2 separate regions of the Homo sapiens genome follow, and region 1 is linked to region 2. Evidence: read pairs that join two places in POLR2A ChIA-PET (ENCODE). Cell type or tissue: Panc1. All regions are shown on one strand. Each heading gives the region's core, and the rest is flanking DNA. Links, peaks and the distances in the headings are about the cores only. Region 1 overlaps LRBA (LPS responsive beige-like anchor protein). Region 2 overlaps LRBA (LPS responsive beige-like anchor protein).

Region 1 (2,923 bases), core at 204-2,703, 85 kb before region 2:
AAAACTGAAGAGGATTAGTTCATAATATTTTTAAATTATATTCAGAAGTCAATATACAAATGGCTTTACCGCTTGGTTTAGATTTTTATTTAAAAGATCATACTACATAATAAAAGGATCTTGTATAGCCAAAACAATCTTTTAAAAAGAACAGGCCAGATACGGTGGCTCACACCTGTAATCCCAGCACTTTGGGAGGCCAAGGCAGGCAGATCATCTGCGGTCAGGAGTTCGAGACCAGCCTGGCCAACATGGTGAAACCCTGCCTCTACTAAAAAAATACAAAAATTAGCCATGCGTGGTGGTGGGTGCCTGTAATCCCAGCTACTCAGGAGGGTGAGGCAGGAGAATTGCTTGAACCCAGGAGGCAGAGGTTGCAGTGAGCCGAGATCATGCCATTGCACTCCAGCCAGGGTGACAAGAACAAAAATCTGTCTCAAAAAAAAAAATGAAGAAGAACAAAGTTAGAAGACTCATACTACCATTTCAAAACCTACCATTAATATAAAGCAACAGTGATGAAGACTGTGGTATTAGCATAAGGCCCTGGTGTCCTTTGGTTAGGCAAATCCTTCTTATTATGTCACCAAAAGGACAAGTGACAAAAGAAAAAAATATATACATTGGACTTTATTAAAATTAAAACCTGTGCTTTAAGGAACACCATCAAAAAAGTGAAAAGACAAGCCACAAGAATGGAAGTAAACATCTGCAAACTGAATACCTGATAAAGGACTTGTAACCAAAATATATAAAGTACTCTTATAACTCAATAATAAAAGGACAAGTAAAATTTTAAAATGGGCAAAAGATCTAAATATACATATCTCCAAAGAAGATATACAAATAGCCAATAAAAATATAAAAAGATGCTCAATATCATTAGTCATAAAGGAAATGCAAATCAAAACTACAATGAGATATCACTTCATACCAACTAGGATAGCTACTAATACAATCACAAAGACAGATACTGGCCGGGCACGGTGGCTCACGCCTATAATCCCAGCACTTTGGGAGGCTGAGGCAGGTGGATCACTTCAGGTCAGGAGTTGAAGACCAGCCTGGCCAACATGGTGAAACCCTGTCTCTACTAAAAAATACAAAAGTTAGCTGGGCATGGTGGTACACATCTGTAATCCCAGCTACTCAGGAAGCTGAGACACAAGAATCGCTTGAACCGGGAGGCAGAGGTTGCAGGGAGCCAAGATCACACCACTGCATTCCAGCCTGGGTGACAGAGCAAGACTTCATCTCAAAAACAAACAAACAAAAATAGACATTAACCATCTTAGCAAGGATGTAGAGAAATTTGACCCTTATACATTGCTGTGGGATCGTAAAATGTTACAGCTACTTTGGAAAACAGTCTGGAAGTTCATCAAAATGTTAAACAAAGACCATATGACCTAATCTAGAGATTGGGACAAATTAAAACATATGTCCACACATAAAATTGTACACTAATGTCCATAACAGCATTATTCATACTAGCCCAAGAAGTGAAAATCCCAAATATTCACTAGTTGACAAATGATTAAATAAAGTATGGTATATCCATACAATATAATACCAGCCATAAAAAGGAATGAAGTACTGATACATGCTGTACCATGGATGGACCTTGAAAACATTATGATAAGTGAAAAAAGCCAGTCACAAAAGACCAGATGTTGTATGATTCCACTAATATGAATGGTCCAGAATAGGGCTGGGGAATATGGGGAGTGGCTGCTAATCAGTATGGGGTTTCTTTTGGGTGTGATGAGAATGTCCCAAAATTGACTGTGGTGATGGTTGACAACTCTGTGAACACATTTACCTACTATACTATATACTTTAAATGAGTTAATTGTGTGGTATGTGGATTATATCTCAATAAAGCTGTTTTGTAAAAAATTCAAACTGCACAAGTGTCTGTTTTATTGTAACTTACATATGCATTTATGTATACATATTATACATATATTCTTTTATATGTATTAGATAAGACATAAAACATGAAAGACATCATAGAGCCAAACTTCAGTAATAACACTATTGAGACTTCAAGAGTGAACGTTGCATTAAACGTTGCATTAATGCAAAAATGAACGTTGCATTAAGAAAAAAGGAAAAGAATAATTACAACTCACAGACTGACAAAAAAAAATTTTAGGAGAAAAACATATATTCAGTGCGTACACATGTTCTCTCTCACCAAAAACGATAGCAAAGATGTAAAAGCTTTGCAAAAATACTTTATTCATGACTACTTTAAATTCCCAGTAAAAGCTATGTTTAAGGAAAGGAAGTCACTAAACATATTTAAAACATCTATTCTCTTCAAGTTTCAAAAGCTGTTCAGCTCACCTGCCCTACTTTCAAGATAAATGCATGCACTGCAATCTCAGAACTGTAAATAATAAAATTATAACATGAGGCATGAAAAAGGTTAATCTCATAAGAACACTTTTTTTAATGTTAGAGGCAATGATAGGCTATGATAAGAAAGTAAAATTATTCTGAAAAGCTACAAATCTAAAATCGACTGTAAGGAAAAACTGTAAAGGAAAAAATTGGGCAATAAAACTTTTCAAAGAAAGTTGTATATTGTGTATATAACATTTAAATATCACAAATGTCATATTAAAACATATTCTTATCTTTCTGCAGATACTGCCAGGCTACACAGGGCCTAATATAAGATTTTATGAGAACTAACATAAAAAAAAGAATGAAAGATAAGCTCAGGAAAAGAATAGACTGAAATATCTTTTTTAAAAGTTTGTCTTGGGCCGGGCGTGGTGACTCATGCCTGTAATCCCAGCACTTCGGGAGGCTGAGGTGGGTGGATCACCTGAGGTCAGGAATTCGAGACAAGCCTGGCCAACATGGCAAAACCCCGTCTCTACTAAAAATACAAAAATTAGTCAGGCGTGGT
Region 2 (2,923 bases), core at 218-2,717:
AAATGGCCAGATGCAGTGGCTCAAGTCTATAATCCCAGCACTTTGGGAGGCTGAGGTGGGAGGATTACTTGAGTCCAAGAGTTCGAAGCCAGCCTGGGCAACATGGTGGCTGGGCAACATGGCAACTACCCCCAAAAAATTAGCTGGGTGTAGTGGCACCTGCCTGTGGTCCCAGCTACTCAGGAGGCTGAGATGAGAGGATAGTTTGAGCCCAGGAGGTGGAGGTTGCAGTGAACCGAGATCGCACTACTGCACTCCAGCCTGGGCAATAGAGCAAGACCTTGTCTCAAAAAAAAATATGTGTGTGTGTATGTGTTTGCGTGTGTGTGTGTGTGTGTGTGTGTGTGTACCAACATCATTTTTCACAGAAATAGAAAAAAACAATCCTGGTCAGGCACAGTGGCTCACACCTGTAATCCCAGCACTTTGGGAGGCCAAGATGGACAGATCACTTTAGTTAAGGAGTTCAGATCAGCCTAGCCAACATGGTGAAACCCCATTTCCACTAAAAACACAAAAAAATTAGTCAGGCATGGTGGCGCACACCTGTAATACCAGCTACTTGGGAGGCTGAGGCAGAAGGATCGCTTGAACCTGGGAGGCGAAGGTTACAGTGAGCCAAAATCAAGCCACTTCACTCCAGCCTGGGTGAAAGCATGAGATTCGGTTTCAAAAAAAAAAAAAAAAACAAAATCCTAAAACTCATATGGAACCAAAAAAAAGCCAATAGTCAAAGGAATCCTGAGCCTAAAGAACAAAGCTGGAGGTGTCACACTACTTGACAAGATGTATATCACGTCTATCATAAAAGAAAACAGCATGGTACTGGCCTAAAAACAGAGCGCATAACCAGACTGGGCAACATAGTGAGACAATCCCCCCAGCCCCCGCCCCTTCTCTGCAAACAAAATTTTAAAATTAGCCAGCTGTGATGGCATGTACCATAGTCCCAGCTACTCAGGAGGCTGAGGTGGGAGGATTGCTTGAGCCCGGGAGGCTGGGGTTACAGTGAGCTGTAATCATGCCGCTGCACTCTAGCCTGGGCAACAGAGCAAGACCCTGTCTCAAAACAAAAAGAAAAGAAAAAACCAACACATAGACGAATGGAACAGAATAGACAGACAATCCAGAAATGAATATGTGTATCTATAGCCAACTGCTGTGTGTGTGTGTGTGTGTGTGTGTGTGTGTGTGTGTGTGTGTGTGTGTGACAGTCTCATGCTGCCACCCAGACTGGAGTGTGGGGTACAGTGACACAATCTCAGCTCAATGCAACCTCCACCTCCTGGGTTCCACAAATCTCCTGCCTCAGCCTCTCCAGTAGCTGGGATTACAGGCATACACCACGATGCCAGGCCAATTTTTGTATGGTTTGTTGATACAGGGTTTCGCCATGCTGCCCAACTGGGTTCAAGCAATTCTCTGCCCGGCCTCCCAAGTAGCTGAGAATACAGGTGCCTGCCACCATGCCCGGCTAATTTTTGTATTTTTAGTAGAGAGGGGGTTTCACCATCTTGGCCACGCTGTTCTTGAACTCCTGAACTCATGATCCACCAGCTTCAGCCTACTATTATACTTTGGGGCCACTATTAGGTACAAATATGGGTCACTTGAATATAATCACTGCAATACTGCCGCAATCAATCTGATAACGGAGACGGCAACTGACTAACAGGCAGGTAGCATATACATACAGCATGATGCTGGACAAAGGGATGATTCACATCCTGGTGGGACAGAGAGTGATTTCATCACACTACTCAGAACAACATGCAAATTAAAACTTACTAATGGTTTATTTCTGAAATTTTACATTTAATATTCTCAGACCATGGTTAACGGAAGGTAATAGAAACTGGGAAAAGCTAACATGTGACTAAGGCAGGGTACTCTTGTAATGGACAGAAACTGACAAAAAGCAAAATATATTAAGTTACATAATATATTAGAAGATAAATCTGTTAAGAAATAAGGTAACGGCTGGGCGCGGTGGCTCACGCCTGTAATCCTAGCACTTTGGGAGGCCGAGGCAGGTGGATTGCCTGAGCTCAGGAGTTCAAGACCAGCCTGGGCAACACAGTGAAACCCCATCTCTACTCAAGTACAAAAAATTAGCCAGGCATGGCGGCATGAGCCTTGTAATCCCAGCTACTCGGGAGGCTGAAACAGGAGAATCACTTGAACCTGGGAGACAGGGGTTGGTTGCAATGAGCCAAGAGCATGCCATTGCACTCCAGCCTGGGCGACAGAGCGAGACTTCGACTCAAAAAAGAAAGAAAGAAGGTAGGGAAAAAAGATAAGAAGTGGAGGAGAGGGAAATAGTCAAGAAATAGTCAAGAAAGATGTTAAACTTACACAAACTAATCTACACAGGATTCCCACAAATAAAATCCCACAAAAATTTAGTTCAGAATCCAAGATTATAAAACACCCTGTAATGGCCGGGCACGGTGGCTCACGCCTGTAATCCAGCACTTTGGGAGGTCAAGGTGGGCGGATCATGAGGTCAAGAGTTCAAGACCAGCCTGGCCAACATAGTGAAAGCCTGTCTCTACTACAAATACAAAAAATTAGCCAGGGGTGGTGGCAGGCGCCTGTAATCCCAGTGAGGCTGAGACAGGAGAATCCCTTGAACCCGGGAGGCGGAGGTTGCAGTGAGCCAAGATCGCACTATTGCACTTCAGCCCAGACAACAGTACAAGACTCCAACTCAAAAAAAAAAAAAAAAAAAAAAAAAAACCCTGTATATACCACATTAGATGAGAGCTAATGAATGAATACTAGAAAACTATACAGAGTAGATTATAAGAGACTTTTGAAAATAATGACACTGTTCTTTTTTTTTTTGGAGACAGAGTCTTGCTCTGTTACCCAGGCTTTTTTTTTTTTTTTTTTTGGAGACGTAATCTCATTCTGTCACCCA

Evidence for each region. Peaks named below come from ENCODE experiments on the same cell type or tissue, not always from the same donor. Only the 100,000 strongest peaks of a DNase experiment are listed, where the experiment ranks them.
Region 1: POLR2A ChIA-PET joins it to region 2 with 18 read pairs; 5 of 35 experiments call an interaction of 5 or more read pairs at or near these places.

What each region holds. Positions count from the first base shown.
Region 1 is chr4:150,917,492-150,920,414 of GRCh38, forward strand. The region is part of intron 5 of LRBA (LPS responsive beige-like anchor protein); the gene reads right to left. Among named protein-coding and RNA genes, the nearest start is that of LRBA, 96 kb to the right of the region's middle. In Panc1, for the core only: no CTCF peak of the experiment used is centred there; a DNase peak (open chromatin) is centred at 1,292.
Region 2 is chr4:151,002,726-151,005,648 of GRCh38, forward strand. The region is part of intron 2 of LRBA (LPS responsive beige-like anchor protein); the gene reads right to left. Among named protein-coding and RNA genes, the nearest start is that of LRBA, 11 kb to the right of the region's middle. RefSeq lists an enhancer at 1,371-1,985. In Panc1, for the core only: no CTCF peak of the experiment used is centred there; a DNase peak (open chromatin) is centred at 1,706.